Regions from separate parts of the Homo sapiens genome. Here region 2 is linked to region 1. Evidence: chromatin loops called from intact Hi-C (ENCODE). Cell type or tissue: GM12878. All regions are shown on one strand. Each heading gives the region's core, and the rest is flanking DNA. Links, peaks and the distances in the headings are about the cores only.

Evidence for each region. A loop is a pair of places that touch in the nucleus more often than their neighbours do. Peaks named below come from ENCODE experiments on the same cell type or tissue, not always from the same donor. Only the 100,000 strongest peaks of a DNase experiment are listed, where the experiment ranks them.
Region 2: it touches region 1 in a loop (6-fold over the local background); 3 of 110 quality-filtered maps call a loop at or near these places.

Annotation. Positions count from the first base shown.
Region 1 is chr15:44,315,192-44,324,205 of GRCh38, forward strand. GOLM2 (golgi membrane protein 2) reads left to right here. Exons shown (of 10, transcript NM_138423.4): 2 at 7,774-7,828. Among named protein-coding and RNA genes, the nearest start is that of GOLM2, 31 kb to the left of the region's middle. RefSeq lists an enhancer at 4,106-4,335. In GM12878, for the core only: a CTCF peak has its summit at 4,428; a DNase peak (open chromatin) is centred at 4,410; H3K27ac peaks cover 733 bases.
Region 2 is chr15:44,261,856-44,270,869 of GRCh38, forward strand. No RefSeq gene overlaps it. Among named protein-coding and RNA genes, the nearest start is that of GOLM2, 22 kb to the right of the region's middle. RefSeq lists a silencer at 61-266. In GM12878, for the core only: a CTCF peak has its summit at 4,095 (motif pointing right); no DNase peak of the experiment used is centred there.

The DNA.
Region 1 (9,014 bases), core at 1,387-6,386:
GAAGATAGACTTGTCTCTAGAAATCATCTGAGTATGAAATATAATCAAGAAAAATATTTCTGGTGTGGAGAAAAAGGAGTCAAGAATGACATCTGTAGTAAGCCAATTGTATATAACCTTTGGAATAAATGGTCATAGTTGTGCTGATTGCCCAAGAACAGACCGTAATGAAAGGAAAGCAGGCACAGCTGAGCCATTTTCAAGGTTCCCCCAAATGGAAAGAGAAGCAGAGCAACTGAGCTGTTAAGAGCTGCCAAAATTAATTTAGAGAAGCCACGTAGGATGGGGAAACATGAAAAGAACTTCAGAAGAGAGCTGGTAGAAAAATAAAAATGAAGTTTTTGATATTGCAGGAAGAAAGATTAAGGGAAAATAAATGAAGTAGCTGGGGATGAACAAGAAGTACTATAGGGAAGTATCAGGAAAAAAGAATTCTTGCTGAGGAAAACAAATAAAGAGCATAAACAAAGAACATAAAACTCAGGAGAGAGGTCTCAGGAAGGACAGTAAACACATTTTAAGAGATTCACAGGGAAAAGGCCAAACAGAGCAAGGATAATTGGCCTATTATAGATGGACTCAAAATCCCAAAGAAACAAGTATTACAAAAAGAGAGGGATAAGGTAAAGCCTAAAGGCAATGACGGCGATAACAAGGGGAAATAAATGAAGGCGCTCAAAAGAAACCTTGAAGAATAATTAAAATTGTGCAAATATGGATAAAGTATAACTTAAGGTAGGAGAGTGTGTAGTACAAAGAGTATGGGACATAAAAGTCTAGGGGATCATTGAGCAAACATTTATTCAGTGTTTATGGGTATCAGGAAGTTTATGTGCTGTTACCTGTGTGGAATATATTTAGAAAAAAAGTGAAAATATTCTGGAAGCATGATCAGTTCAACAGAGAATATGTGTGGCAAAATGAAGATAATCTCTTTTTCTAGTCATGTAATAGTAAGAACTCCAATTAATTTCTCAACAGCAGGGACGTTTTGGCAGTCATTTAGAAGATAAGCATATTCCTAATGACCACAAGGAAATTAAAACTGTGAGGAGAGAGCTGGGTGTGGTGGCCTGAGCCTGTTGTCACAGCTACTGAGTTCGAGTTCAGCCTGGGCAACACAGTGAGACTCCATCTCTAAAAAAAATGAAAAAACAGTGAACTATGAGAAGGAATAGTTAGAAGGGAAGTTAAGCTTTCTTTTGAAGGTGAGGGGATGGTGGTGGAGATATTAAATGAAGGCTCTCAGAGGAAGGGTTAAAGCCAAAGGAGTTAAAGAGCTGGCCCGGCGCGGTGGCTCACGCCTGTAATCCCAGCACTTTGGGAGGCCGAGGCAGCCAAATCACGAGGTCAGGAGTTCCAGACCAGCCTGGCCAACAGGGTGAAACCCCGTCTCTACTAAAAATACAAAAACTTAGCTGGGCGTGGTGGCAGGCGCCTGTAATCCCAGCTGCCCAGGAGGCTGAGGCAGGAGAATGGCATGAACCCGGGAGGTGGAGGTTGCAGTGAGCCGAGATTGTGCCACTGCACTCCAGGCTGGGCAACAGAGTGAGACTCTGTCTCAAAAAAAAAAAAAACAAAAAAGAGCTAAAAGACCAGACTGGGCAACATGGCAAAACCCTGTCTGTACCAAAAATACAAAAATTTAGCCAGGAGTGGTCATCTGTGCCTGTGGTCCCAGCTACTCGGGAGGCTAAGGTGGGAGGATCACATGGGCTTGGGAGGCAGAGGTTACAATGAACTGAGATTGTGCTACTACACTCCACCCTGGGTGACAGAGGGACCCAGGCTGAATATATATATTCAACTATAGATTGAATTTCCCCACCTCCATTAGAATTTTTTTCCAATGTATAAGAATATGAAAGAGACAGTTCAGGGAAGCTGAAGCCACTCACAGCCTAATATTTAAGAAGAGCATACCTCTACCAATTTCAGAAGCAGATTTAAAATGGAGTACAGAGAACCTGGCATAGCATCATAAAAATTGATTTAAAAAAGTGAGACCCCCCCATCTCTACAAAAGACAAAAAAAATTATCTGGGCGTGGTAGCACATGCCTGTGGTCCCAGCTACTTGGGAGGCTGAGGTGGGAGGATCTTTTGGGCCTGAGAAATCAAGGTTGCAGTGAGCTGTGGTCATGCCACTGCACTCTAGCCTGGGCAGTAGGGCAAGACCCTGTCTCAAAAAAAGTGTTTTTTTAAATAAAAAACCAAAGTGTTGAAAATGAATACAAAGGAAGATGATGTTCTTGGAAGGGCAACAAGTACAAAAAGAGATTAGGTTCTGCAAATGAAGGAATTGGGAAACAAAGTAAAATACAGGCTAATTGGAAGTTATTACGGAGCAGTTCTGAGTGAGCAAACTGATCAAATACTGTAGTTGTTGGTGTCAGGTTTTTTTTGCTTCCCCTGTAGCTTTCCCTCAGTGATCTCATTCCTATGACCTGGATTACCATTTGAATGTGAATGGCTCTCTGGTCGTCGCCCGAGCTCCATATGTCCAACTGCCTACTGAAGATCTCTTCTTGGATATGTCACAGATGCCTCAAAATCAATAGGTCAAAATCTCAAAAAATCATTTCCCCAATTCTCTCCCTGACCCCAAGTCTGTTCCTCTTCCTGTGTTTCCCTATTACAGAAAATTATATTCTTACTCATCTAGTCACCCCGATTAGAAATCTAAGCATCATACTTGATGTTTCTCCTTTTACGCCTGTATATAATCAATTCCACAAGACTATTCTTCCCCTTTAATATCTCACATGTATTTACCTCTCTTTTCTGATTCTATTAGTTTAGACCAGAAATTGAAAAGACCTTTTCTGTAAAAGTCCAGATAGTAAATACTTTAGGCTTTGCAGGCCATATAGTCTCTGCCACAACCACTGTAGCTCAAAAGCAGCCACATACAATATGTAAACAAATTAGTGTGGCTATTTTCCCATAAAACTTTATTTGTAGACACTGAAGTTTCATTTTCATGTAATTCATATATCATAAAATCTTCTTTTGATTTTTTCCTTCAGCTATTTAAAAAAAAATGTAACAGTCATCCTTAGCTTCCTTCCCTACAAAAACAGGCTCACAGGCCATAGTTTGCCCACCTCTGACTTAGACCAACATTCTCACCTATGATATGGCAGTAGTACTTGGTCTCCCTCCTTCTCATCTTGCCCACTCTGGTCTACTCTTCATGTTGCAGCCAGATTGACTTTTTAAAATTGCAAATTGGGACTGGGTGTGCGTGGCTTACGCCCATAATCCCAGCACTTTGGGAGGCCGAGGTGGGTGGATCGCCTGAAGTCAGGAGTTTGAGACCAGCCTGATCAATGTGGTGAAACCCTGTCTCTACTAAAAATACAAAAATTAGCTGTGTGTGGTGGTATGTGCCTGTAGTCCAAGCTACTTGGGAGGCTAAGGCAGGAGAACGACTTGAACCTGGGACGTGGAGGTTGCAGCGAGCAGAGATTGGGTCGCTGCACTCCAGCCTGGGCAACAGACCGACACTCTGTCTCAAAAAAAAAAAAAAAAAATTGGAAGTTGAATTTTACTACCTTGTTAAAAGAACTTTAAAGATTGACCATAGCTTACAGGATGAATCCATGTTTCTTGGAAGACCCTTCATAATTGTGAACCTTACTTACCTTTCTAGCCATATTTCTTACCAGTTCTCCCTAATTCTCTGTTGCAGCTACTGGGAATTGTTTATAATTCCTAGAATGTTAAGTGTTTTTCATATCTAAGTTTTGACACGTGCCTTGAATGCCTTTCTTCCTTATCTTCTCCCTACTTATACCTGGTTCCTGCAGGACTCATATCAGTCATCATCATCATCTCCAGAAGCCTTCTCTCACTCCATGAAGGCTGTATTAAATCCTTCTATTAAGTTCGCCCATCATGTCTGTAGAACCGAATGATAGCATTTATTTTACGGTATTATGATTGCCTATTTACTTGACTCCCCTCCTAAATAGTAAGCTCCTTGAGTACATAGTGTTTGTCTGTTGTGTTATCCTCAGTTTCCATTTTTCTTTTTTTGAGATGGGGTCTTGCTCCGTTGCCCAGACTGAAGTGCAGTGGCTTGATTATGGCTCATTGCACTCCTGACTTCTGGGCTCAAGTGATCTTCCCACCTCAGCCTCCCAAGTAGCTGGGACTATAGGCATATGCCACCATGCTCGACTAATCTGTTTATTTATTTATTTTTTATTAGAGATGAGATCTCACTGTGTTTCCAGGCTGGTCTTGAATTCCTGAGTTTGAATGATCCTCCTGCCTCAGCCTCCAAAATGCTGGGATTATAGGCATGAGCCACCACGCCTGGCCTTCCAGTTTCCTGTATGATACCCCATAGTAATGTGTGAGTGGGGTTTTTGTTTGTTTGGTTGGTTTTGTTTTCATTTTTGTTTTTGAGACAGGGTCTCGCTCTGCCACCTAGGGTAGGAGTGCCGTGGTGCAGTCACAGCTCACTGCAACCTCAACCTTTAGGGCTCAATCAGTCCTCCCACCTCAGCCTCTCAAGTATCCGGGCCTATAGGCATGCACCACTGTGCCTGGCTAAGTTTTTGTATTTTTTGTAGAGAGGGGATTTTGCCATGTTGCCCAGAGTAGTCTCAAACTCCTGGCCTCAGGTGATCTGCCTGCCTCAGCCTCCCAAAGTGTTGGGATTACAGGCGTGAGCCACTGCACCTGGCCATTTTTGTTTGTTTTACATTTTAAAAATTGACGTATAATTCATGTACCATAAAATTTATCCTGTTCAAGTGTACAATTTAGTGCATTTTACTATATCTAAAATGTTGAGCAACTATCACCATGGTCTAATTCCAGAACGTTTTCATCACCCCCAAAAGAAACCTTGTGCTCAACAAAAAGTCACTCCTCATTCCTTCCTGCCCCCAGCCCCTGGCAGCCACTAATCTACTTTCTTTCTTTATGGCTTTACCTATTCTGTACATTTCATATCAATGCTATCAGATAATATTTGAACTTTTGTGACTGTCTTTTTTCATTTAGCATATGTAATGTTTTCCAAGCTCATCCATATTTTATCATGTTCTAGTACTTTATTCCTTTTTTCTTACTGAATATCAACATTATATTTCATTATTTATTTATTTTTTGAGATAGGGTCTTGCTCTGTCTCCCAGGCTGGAGTACACTGGTGCAATCCTAGCTCACTGCAGCCTCAAACTCCTGGGCTCAAGTGATCCTCCTACCTCAGTCACCTAAGTAGCTAGGACTACAGACATGTTCCACCATGCCTGGCTAATTTCATTTTTTATTTTCTTTAGTTTTTGTAGGTCTCACTGTGTTGGCCAGGCTGGTCTTGAACTGCTGGCCTCAAGTGATCCTCTTGCTTTGGCCTTCCAAACTACTGGGATTCTAGGCATAAACCACTGTGTCCGACCTAGCTGTATATTTTAAACTTCATTCTTCAAAGCACCCAGGACTCGGGGGGGTGAAAAAGAGGGACCCCCTAGACTCCTTCTCTTGCTTCACCTAGAACATTTATATTTTCATCTATTTATGGACAAACTTTTATTTTAAATTTGAAAGTCGTGGGCTCTCAGATTGAAGAATACACTCTACCTGGGACTGAAAGATACTCCATGGTCTTTTTACTCCATCTTTCTTTCCAACTCTTCTTTTCATGTGCTCCAGTCAGACAGTATGTTGGTGGAGTCTTGAGGTATACCTCATGCTTTCTTGCCACTGTATCTTTTCTTATACCATCTCCTCCATCTGAAATGCCCCTTTCCCATCTGTTTAAATTTTTACCTAACTTTCAATGCCTAATACAGATATAATCAATTCCATGAAGTTTTCCCGGATCTCTGGATTCTTGTAGTAATTATACTGCTTTAGATGGTGCCTTGTCTAATTTCTTGAGACTACTCTCATGTTTTCTTAGTTGTTTTATACTTTCCCATTGAGTGGCTGGACATGGGATGGTGGGGGACTGGGGGTTGGGGGTGACTATAACAGATTGCATGGGCCAGGCATTGTGCCTCACTCCTGTAATCCCAGCACTTTGGGAGACCAAGGCAAGAGGATTGCTTAAGCCCGGGAGTTCAAGAACAGCCTGGACAACATAGCAAGACCTCATCTCTACTAAAAATAAAAAAATTAACCTGGCATGGTGGCAAATGCCTGTAGTCCCAGCTATCAGGAGGCTGAGGTGGAAGGATCGCTTGAGCCCTGCAGATGGAGACTGCAGGGAGCTGTTTTGCCACTGCACTCCAGCCTGGTCTGCAGAGTGAGAACATGTCTCAAAAAAAAAAAAAAAAAGGGGGGGTGGGGGGATAGCATGAGGGAGATCTTTGTGATGATAAAAGTATTCTGCATCTTGATTGTGATGGTAGTTATACAAATCTGCACATATTTTAAAATGACATAGAGCTATACATTCATATTGTACCAATGTCAGTTTCCTGGTTTTGATGTTGTACTGTAGTTACATAAGATGCACCCATTGTGGGAAATTATGTGAATTGTGTGAAGGTTACCTGGGACCTCTCTTTGCTATCTTTGCAATTTCCTGTGAATCTGTAATTAATTTTAAAATAAAAAGTTTAGGTTGGCCATGGTGGTTCATGCATGTAGTCCCAGCACTTTGGGAGGCCAGCAGGAGAATCACTTGAGTCCAAGAGTTCAAGACCAGCCTGGGCAACATAGCAAGACCCCGTCTCTGCAAAAAAATATATTTTTAAAAATTAACTGGGTATTATGATACATACCTGTAGTCTCAGCTACTTGAGAGCCTGAGATAGGAGGATAGACTTGGGCCCTGGAGGTCAAGGCTGCAGTGAACCGTGATTGCATCACTGTACTCCAGCCTGGTTGACAAAGCAAGACTCTGAAAAAAAAAAGTTTAAAAATATATTCTTCAGGCCAGGCGTGGTGGCTCATGCCTGTAATCCCAGCACTTTGGGAGGCAGAGGCCGGCAGACCACTTGAAGTCAGGAGTTCGAGACCAGCCTGGCCAACATGGTAAAACCCCATCTCTACTAAAAATACAAAGATTAGCTGGGTGTGGTGGTGCGCACCTGCAGTCCCAGCTACTTGGGGGCTGAGGCAGCAGAATATCTTGAACCTGGGAGGTGGAGGTTGCAGTGAGCTGAGATCGCACCACTGCACCGCAGCCTGGGCGACAGAGTGAGACTCAGTATAAAAAAACAAATCATTTTTCCATGGTGCTACTTCTGATTAATGTGAATCTGCCTGTGCCTTCCAAAGTAAAGTTACTTTGGGGTAGACAAGAGATGTATTTTTAGTGATATTTTAGTTACATTTTACAATTAGAACAAACTTGTCTAAAGCAATAACTGAGACAGAGTGGTTAGTTCCCTGTCTACGAGGTCCTGGCTTATCCAAGGTCTTATTTTAATTTTTAAGTTGACTGGTAAGCCTTTGAGTCATGTTTTCGTATACTTTTAAGTTCTTAGTATTCTTATGTACTGGCTCCTAGAAGACAGTGACCATAGCTCTGAGTTTTAGAAAAAAATCATTATGTGATGTTCAGTTCAAACTTTAAAACTTTTAAAGTTGTTACATTGTTTATCAATTGAAATGAATTTTCTTGTGCAAATTTAAAGTAAGCATTACAAGATCAGAATTATTGCTGATTTTTTTTGGAAAGAGGTAGAGTATAAATAAATAACCAGAGTTTTTTGTTTGCATTTATGATCAAGCTCAAAGTGAATATGAACCAAAAAAATGAACAAAACTACATATTTTTTAGTAAAATGAGAACTTAATTTTTTTTCAGGTTAAACTACAGAACAACATATCGTATCAGATGGCAGACATACATCATTTAAAGGGTAAGAACCTTAATTCCAGATTAAAGATAAACCAAGGTCACTAAATGCCTAAAATTGTGAAGAATTAAGAAATAGTAAATTAGCCTAGTGAAATACAATTTTCTGAACAAACTCCTCTGATGGTAAAACATTTATCCTTTTGCCTTAAGATATAATAAATTATTTAATGATGCTTTATATATGATAAATCCAAGTTAAAATTTGAGATCTGTGTCTTAACCTTGAGCTACAGACAGGGTTATGCAATGAAATGTTCTTAAGAGAATACTCAAAAAAAAATTGAGCTGTAGCTTCAGAAGCCATCAAATTTCTAGGGAAAAGGTGAGAAGTGTTCCCTCTGTACTGTGTCCAATCTGCTAAATTAATTCATTCAGGTCTAGGGATGCTTTGGATAGAGCCTCCAAGCTTAAGGTTTTAGATACCCTGGGAACAGAAAGAAACCTGGAAAATAGATAAATATATAATAAATAAATAATAATAAATATAAAAATACACACACATATTTTTACTTGGATGAAGTGATAAAGAGGTACTACAGCTTTTATGGAGAAAAAAAAAAAGCCCTGCAATCTGCTTATGTTACTTCATGCCATAGCTGTTAGCCTTTGAAGTTTGGGTTCTGAGGAACAATCCTCATCTCCCTCACACCCTTTGGTTATAATACTGTATTTTAAAATTTTGCATGCATTGTCTCTAGGTTTATGTATGTGGGTAGTACATGCTCTCTAGCTTCAAAAATATCCTTTATTCTATTATCCTTTTGAGCCTCTTTGGATATACTTAGATAATCTATTTTTATTGTCCTCTCGAAGTAGCCAACCTTAGCTGGCTTTGTAATGTAGTAAAATTTTTCTCCTTACCTAGCACAATCAATAGGAAGTGTTTTTGTGTGTTGTAACCCTAAAATAAGTTGTTGATTTCCTATTATCCATGATTTAGAACAGCTTTGATTTTCTGTTAGAAATGCTTTCTGGGTCATCACATGGGTTTTTGTTGCATCTGTGTCCATGTTCTCTTTTTGACTCACCAAAATATATTAGGATGACACAGAAGATGCCACAGTGTCAGTGCTGCTTCCAACTTGCAATTTTTACAAATGCTTTCACTTGTCATCAAAGTATACTTCTTATTAAATGTTAAGAAATACTATTAGGGCTTATTAAAGCAGTAACTTAATGCTTATTAA
Region 2 (9,014 bases), core at 1,910-6,909, 53 kb before region 1:
AAATAAAGGCACTGTTGTGTTATTTGCACAACTTGGGTTTAAAACATCACGTTATCAGCTGGGCGCAGTGGCTCATGCCTGTAATCCCAGCACTTTGGGAGGCTGAGGTGGGCGGATCACGAGGTCAGGAGTTCAAGACCAGCCTGGCCAAGATGGTGAAACCCCGTCTCTACTAAAACTACAAAAATTAGCCAGGTGCGGTAGCAGGTTCCTGTAATCCCAGCTACTAGGGAGGCTGAGGCAGGAGAATCACTTGAACTCGGGTGGCAGAGTTTGCAGTGAGCCAAGATCACACTACTGCACTCCAGCCTGGGCAAGACAGAGTGAGACTCTGTCTCAAAAAAAAAAAAAAAAAAAAACACACATTATTTAAAAATTGCATTTAAAAGTTGATGGTCTCAATGGGAAGAATTGAGATATAAGAAAAAATAATAAAGTTCTTTTTTTCAGTAATGGCAGCAATAAAGACGTTTTTGTTATTGTGGCTTAAAAATAACAGATTGGGGGCCAGGCACGGTGGCTCACGCCTATAATCCCAGCACTTTGGGAGGCTGAGGTGGGCGGATCACGAGGTCAGGAGATCGAGACTATCCTGGCTAACACGGTGAAATCCCATCTCTACTAAAAATACAAAATATTAGCCGGGCGTGGTAGCAAGCGCCTGTGGTCCCAGCTACTTGGGACGCTGAGGCAGGAGAGTGGCGTGAACCCAGGAGGCAGAGCTTGCAGTGAGCCGAGATCGCACCACTGCACCCCAGCCTGGGCGACAGAGCGAGACTCCGTCTCAAAAAATAATAATAAAAAAAATAACAGATTGGGGCCAGACACAGTGGGTCATGCCTGTAATCCCAGCACTTTGGGAGGCCGAGGAGGGTGGATCACAAGGTCAGGAGTTCAAGACCAGCCTTGCCAGATGATGAAACCCCATCTCTACTAAAAATATAAAAATTGGCTGGGCATGGTTGCACACACCTGTAATCCCAGCTACTCAGGAAGCTGAGGCAGCAGAATCGCTTGAATCCAGGAGGCGGAGGTTGCAGTCAGCCAAGATTGCACCACTGCACTCCAGTCTGGGAGACAGAGCGAGACTTCATCTCAAATAATAATGATAATAATAATAATAACAGATTGGTTGATCAAAATGAACAAAAACAAGCCTGAACCCTTCTCATGGCCCTTTAACTTCACACTCTGGAGCTTTCCCATTACTGTTATCATTTCTGGCCTTTAAGTTTTCCAAGCGCTTACATTCCAAAAAAATAACTTTTAAAATCTTATTAACATTGACTTTATTTTATTTTGAGATGGAGTCTTGCTCTCTCACCCAGGCTGGAGTGCAGTGGCATGATCTCGGCTAACTGCAATCTCTGCCTCCCAAGTTCAAGTGACTCTCCTGCCTCAGCCTCCCAAGTAGCTGGGATTACAAGAGACTGCCACCATGCCCGGCTAATTTTTTTTTTTTTCGTATTTTTAGTAGATACGGGGTTTCACTATGTTGGCCAGGCTGGTCTCGAACTGCTGACCTTGTGATCCACCTGCCTTGGCCTCCCAAAGTGCTGGGATTACAGTCGTGAGCCACTGCACCTGGCCAACATTGACTTTAATAATATGAAATCCAGACCACATTGTTCTTTATTGCCAAATAATATTCCAGTATATAGATATGCCACATTTTGTTAAATATTCAGTTAGAAAACATTTAATTTGTTTCCACCTTTTGGCTATTACGAATAATGCTGCTATGAATATTCATGTATAAGGAAACCTATTAACTCTGTAGGTGTTGAATAGCAGGGTGAGTCTGTGACCACATGCCTGTGAATATGTGAACATCCTGAACATCACTTGCAGAGCTAAGCAGTCACTGCGAAAATAACGTATTAAGTTTAGGTTAAGAACAACCTTAAGTTGTTCTTTTTCCACAACATAAAGCATATAAATTATATCAGAGGAAAGGAAAGAGCATATCAAATATACTACATTACAAAAACGCTTACCACCTTATAATATTTCTAGTGGAGACGAGAAGATGCTTACCTTTTAGCGCTCCAAATGAGAAAGAAAAAGTTATAATTGGATGTCTTCACTATCAATCTTTTTTTTTTTTTCTGGAGACAGGGTCTGGCTGTGTTGCCCAGGCTGCAGTGCAGCAGCACGATCTCAGCTCACTGCAACCTCTGCCTCCCGGTTCAAGTGATCCTCCCACCTCTGCCACCCGAGTAGGTGAGACTACAGGCACCTGCCACCACGCTCAGCTAAGTTTTTGTATTTTTAATAGATGTTGCCCAGTCTGGTCTCACTCGTGAACTCAAGTAATTCGCCTGCCTCAGACTCCCAAAATGCTGGGATTACCGGTTTGAGCCACCACGCCCAGCCTATCAATCTTCTTGATTAAACGAGAAGAAGGCAGATAACCTGGGGAGCAGGGAGCAGAAATCAGGTCAGGTCTTACTGAGACGGGCAGGGTCAATCTCTGTTTCTGGTTGGAACTTTGACAAAATTCTAGGGGCAAGATTACCAGGAGCAGATGGCTGATAAGCCAGTGCAGGAAATATCCAGTAATTACTGAATGTTACCTTGAGTGAAAAATAAGGAAACTATGTTGAAAAAGCATTCTAATTGATGTCTGCTTCTTGGAGCACTGACATTTTCACTTAGGGAACCTAATAATTAGTTTGCATCCTGGTTTTAACCCCACCACCCCCCCAATTTTTGTCTTAACACTTGCTGACTTTGTAGGCATTATTGTCCCATGGAGCACAATTTGGGAAGTGCTGGTATAGCTACCTCTGTTCTTTTGTTGGGCGGGGAGGGAGGAAAGGCAAGCCGCATCCTGGGAACCTCCCCACTCTGTTATCTCTGTTCCTCATTCCATGAGCAAATTATTTCTCATTGGATCAAAAGTTAGGATCCTCTCTTAGCAGCAATCATTTGAGACTTCATAAAACATTTAAGTACGGAACTTAACAACCTGGCCATTTCCCCATATTTAGGTCTTAGGACAATTCAGCTCATTTCTAACATAGGTCTGTGTCAAAATGACTTATAGTCTTAAAATGAGCAGTCAAACTCTTAAAATTTAAAAACTGGTCTAATTGGCCTGGCGTGGTGGCTCATGTGTATAAAAGTAAATAAATAAATAAAAATTAAAAAACAAACAAACTACCATAACAAACAAAAAACTCCACCCTGGGCTCAAGCGATCCTTCTACCTCTGCCTCCCAAGTAGCTGGGACCACAGGCATACACCACCATGCCCAGCTAATTTTTGTATTTTTAGTAGAGACAGGATTTTGCCATGTTGCCCAGGCTGGTCTCCTGACATCAAGCGATCCTCCTACCTTGGCCTCCCAAAGTCCTGGGATTACAGGTGTGAGCCACCACACCCGGCCAAGAGTGAAGTTAGAAGAGGAATTACTGCTTATTTTTTTCTGCTAGGAAGTTCCACTGAGACTACTAACCAAACTAATATTCCTCTTGGAAAAAGATTGCAAACAATCCACAATCAGGACCAGACATATTACTAGCATATCCAGGAAACTGAGGGTCAGATGCCAATGATCAAGGTACAATAGAAGTCAAATTTCAAGAGAAGACTGCTTCTTAGAAATAACTCATTCCAAATGAAGAAGTAATTAAACACTGCCTTTCACTGTTTGGGCCTCTTGCATCTTGGTCCTGTCCTTTCACCATTGTAGTCATGCTGTTGATAAGTATTGTACTACAGGAACAGTTATAAAATGACCACTAACATAGAATTAGAGAGCAACACAATGAGGGGATCACTAGGAGAAAAGGAATTAATGTTCACAGTTCATCCTTATTTGGTTTCTTCTCTTTATCTGCCTGGGTCTTGCTGTATTTCCTTGGGTTTCAAAACTTTTCCAATCTTATTACCACCATGCCTCTCCATTGCTGAGAGAGAGAGGCATAGAGCCCCAGACTGATTCTGAAAGAGCAAGGAATCACAAAAGCAACACTAATGACATTTGGGGCTAGATAATTCTTTGTTGTGCGGGGGGCGAGTGGGCAACTGTTTTGTACATTGTAGGATGTTTAGCAACATTGCTAGCCTATACCCACTAGATGTCAATAGTATCCAGACATTGCCAAAAGTCCCCTGAGGGGGAAAAGGATCTCCAAGTTAAGAACCACTGTAGCCTGATGCACTGGCACATGCCATAGTCCCAGCTACTCTGGAGGCTCAGGATGGAGGATTGCATAGGTCCAGGAGTTTGAATCCAGCTTGGGCAACATAGTGAGACCCCTGCCTCTTAAAAAAAAAAAGAAAGAAAGAAAGAAAAAGAAAAACTGTAATGGCGATATGAAAAAGTTTTTTTTCTTTCCTTTTCTTTTTTTTTTTTTTTTGAGACAGAGTCTCACTCTGTCGCCCAGGCTGGAGTGCAGTGGTGCTATCTCGGCTCACTGCAAGCTCCGCCTCCCGGGTTCACGCCATTCTCCTGCTTCAGCCTCCCAAGTAGCTGGGACTACAGGTGCCCGCCACCACGCCTGGCTAATTTTTTGTATTTTTAGTAGAGACGGGGTTTCACCGTGTTAGTTAGGATGGTCTCGATCTCCTGACCTCGTGATCCACCCACCTCGGCCTCCCAAAGTGCTGGGAATACAGGCGTGAGCCACCATGCCCAAGCGAAAAAGTTTCTTTTCTTTTCATTCAGCTGAGGGAGAAGATTTATTTAAAATAACATTATCTAAGGAAACTAAGGGAGGAAAAACAAAACACGAAAGCATAGCATTTATAGTTAGTGATGATGATTACACAATATTGTGAATGTACATAATACAACTGAATTGTACACCTAAAAATGGTTAAAATGGTAAACTTCATGTTCTGTGTATTTTACTACAATATTTTCTTTTTTGAGACTGAGTCTCACTCTGTCGCCCAGGCTAGGGTGCAGTGTTACAGTCTTGGCTCACTGCAGCCTCCGCCTCCTGGGTTCAAGCGATTCTCCTGCCTCAGCCTCCCAAGTAGCTGGGATTACAGGTGCACACCACCACACCCAGCTAATTTTTATATTTTTAGTAAAGACAGGGTTTCACCATGTTGGCCAGGCTGGTCTTGAACTCCTGACCTAGTGATCCGCCCACCTTGGCGTCCCAAAGTGCTGGAATTACAGGCGTGAGCCACCGTGCCTGGCCTTTTACTACAATTTTTAAAAAAGCATAGTGGCCAATTGTGGTGGCTTATACCTGTAATCCCAATACTTTGGGAGGCCAAGACAGGAGTATCACTTGAGGCCAAGAGTTCAAAACTAGCCTGGGCAACATATTGAGACCCTATCTCTAAATTTTTTTTTAAAAAAAACATTAACTGGGCATGGTGGTGCACACCTGTAGTCCAACCTAGTTGAGAGGCTGAGGTGGGAGGATCACTTGAGCCCAGGAGATTGAGGCTGCAGTGAGTTGTGATCACACCACTGCACTCCAGCCTGGGTGACAGAGCAAGACCCTGCCTCAAAACAACAACAACAACAAAATAGCACTGCTCATGTCTACAAATTTCTGATTCTAATTTAACCAAACTTTAATGACAGATTAGCATGGGCAGCAGTTTATCATGTACTTAAGTGTGAGGTTATTTGCCTTGCCCCATCATTGTCTAGGGGTCTCTACCTGAGAGACCCTTTCTTAGGACATAAATATTTTAATTTCTGTCTTGTTCCAGGCATGTAAGGCAAATCTCCTAGCCAGATAGGACATTAGGCTGCTTAGTTCACAATTCACCATCTGAAAGGACCATTATAGTCGAAGGGATCTTAGAGATCATCTTGTTTTACCCATAAAAAATGTTGAGGTCAAAACAAGTTGAGCAACTTGCCCAGGTTCATGGAGTTCCTTGAAGGACATGCCAACATCTAGATATCCTGCTTAGAGCTCAGTTTTCAGCCCCCAAGCCACGTGAATGACTGTACGTGGATATATATTTTTATCACAGACTGCCAGTACCTTTTGTAAATTATAGTAACTCTTAGAGAAAAATGGCTAATGGGAAGAAAATTAATGCAGATTAATGTGAGTAAAATTATCTAAATAAGTCATTGAGAAGTGATTGAGGAATAGCAATGCCTGTTCTTAGGATATAAGATATACTAGTTCTACACAATAGAATAGATGTACATTTACATTATTTTAAAACTTATTTGAAAATTGGCTTTCAAAAAACCTTGTTTCAGCCATGACAGACAAATTTCCATTCTCTAAACTTCCACAGCAATGTTTCCTGTTTCTTCATGATGTATCCTCACCTGGATGTGCCTGTCCCCCCTTGTATACCTACGAACACATTCTCTCCTTACTCAAAACTCAGATCAAATGGGCAACCTTCCCTGAACTTCAATCCCCCTGGTACCTCCAAGAAGGAATTAAGTATTTCTTTCTCCACGTTTCCATAGCAACTTACACTTACAGACATTTCTTCTACAGTGGATTTTCACATTGCAAACTAGATACAATCAGATATGTAGGGAACATGAATCACAGGGCCTAGACTGGCTACAGGTTCTATAACATCACTGTGATACAGAACTGCTGCTGCTTGTTGCACTAGGAACATAAGGTTGAATGAGAGGCTGGCAGCTCACTTGGCCTCTTGCTCATGCTTGGTGTTTGCAAACTGGGCTGGGATTTGTTTTGCATTGCATTTCACTTTTCTGTGATCTCTATTATTAAAACAGATAATAAAAGTGATAAGCAGGTATATAAGTGCTGGGTTAACAACAGTAATTTGCAGAGCTAGAAAATAAAGGCCATGACTTGTGCACAAGTCAAGAGTAATAAATTCTTTGAAAAGACTTGCATTGGCCAAGCGTGGTGGCTCACGCCTGTAATTCCAGCACTTTGGGAGGCCGAGGCGGGTGGATCTTGAGGTCAGGAGATCGAGACCATCCTGGCTAACAAGGTGAAACCCCGTCTCTACTAAAAAAAAATACAAAAAAAATTAGCCGGGCGCGGTGGCTGGCGCCTGTAGTCCCAGCTACTCGGGAGGCTGAGGCAGGAGAATGGCGTGAACCCGGGAAGCGGAGCTTGCAGTGAGCCGAGATTGCGCCACTGCAGTCCGCAGTCCGCAGTCCGGCCTGGGCGACAGAGCGAGACTCCGTCTCAAAAAAAAAAAAAAAGAAAAGACTTGCATTGGCCAAGCGTGGTGGCTCACGTCTGTAATCTCAGCACTTTGGGAGGCCAAGGCTGGCGGATCATGAGGTCAGGAGATTGAGACCATCCTGGCAAACACAGTGAAACCCCATCTCTACTAAAAACACACACACACACACACACACACACAAATTAGCCAGGCGTGGTGGCGGGCGCCTGTAATCCCAAGTACTCAGGAGGCTGAGGCAGGAGAATCGCTTGAACTCGGGAAGCGGAGGTTGCGGTGAGCCAAGATCGCGACATTGCACTCCAGCCTGGGTGACAGAGAAAGACTCTGTCTCAAAAAAAAAAAAAAAAAAATAGTAATGAAGTATTGATACATGCTAAAAACATAGATGAAGCTCAAACACATTATGCTAAGTGAAATAATCCAATCACAAAAAACCCCATATAGTATGATACCATTTATATGAAATGTCCAGAACTGGTAAATCCATAGAGTCAAAAAGTAGGCCTAGACCTAGGGGGAGGAAGAATGGAGAGTGACTGCTTATGGATTTCTTTTTGGTATAATGGAAATAATCTGGAATTAGATAGTAGCAATTGTTGCACAGCTCTGTAACTATACTAAAAATCATTGAATTATACACTTTAAATGGGTGAACATTATGGTATGTAAATTACATCTCCAGTGGCCGTGCGTGGTGGCTCACGCCTGTAATCCCAGCACTTTGGGAGGCCGAGGCAGGTGGATCACAAGGTCAGGAGATCAAGACCATCCTGGCTAACACGGTGAAACCCCTGTCTCTACTAAAAATACAAAAAAATTAGCTGGGCGTGGTGGCGGTCGCCTGTAGTCCCAGCTACTCCAGAGGCTGAGGCAGGAGAATGGCTTGAACCCAGGAGGCAGAGCTTGCAGTGGCCGAGATTGCGCCACTGCACTCCAGCCTGGGCGACAGAGTGAGACTGTCTCAAAAAAAAATAAAAATAAAAATAAATAAATAAATAAATAAACTTTTTTTGTAGAGACAGGTCTCTCTGTATTGCCCAGAATGGTCTTGAACTCCTGACCTCAGTGATCCACCTACCTTGACCTCCCAAACTGTTGGGATTACAGGCATAAGCCACTGCACCTGGCCTATACCATCATTTTTATGAGCCTCTGTTCCAGGGAAATGCTGTTTCTATGTATCCATCTAGAAAAACTCTAAGATATGTAAACTACAGTTAAAGGAGTCCTAAGTAAGAGATAGAAGTTGTAAATTCTTTGATAGGGTTTTGGGGGAACACATTTCAATGGATTTAAGTCAGATGGATCAGGTCTTACTACTTTAGCCAAAGTTATAGATAAATAATACTATAGCTAAGACATACACTTTAAAAAGTAATGTTTCAAGTTAGTAAATTCCTAGACTTAATTTGCTCTCACCCAAAAATTATCTTTGAGTGGGAGAGGAAAAGGAGGAAAGACAGTGGAGAGGTATCCTGCTTCAGCTTCGAGAATGCTCAGGAGAGCTGGCCATCAGTCTTGCTAGGATAAGTTCTTCTTGAGGAATAAAAGGCAGGCCCAGATGTGAGGAACATCAGGCATGATGAATGAACCTTTCCAGGCCCATACCTACCATTCTACTACTAGACTAAGGGAATTGTTTGTGTCTTGTTGTAAAGCTAGTTGACTAAACCCCAGTAATCTTGTTTCCTTTTTCTTTGGAATCCATATTTCTGAAGCATCAGTCATCCACCTAATACTTTCTAGAAATAAGAAACAGTCTAGACAGATGCCTGTTCCTTCAAAACGACTTCCCAGAGGGAAGAGGAGGAGGAGAAAGAGAAAGTGTAACAAAAAGTGGGGTGGTGGGGGGAACATGGAGAAAGATCACACTTTGTGAATGGATTATCAAAAA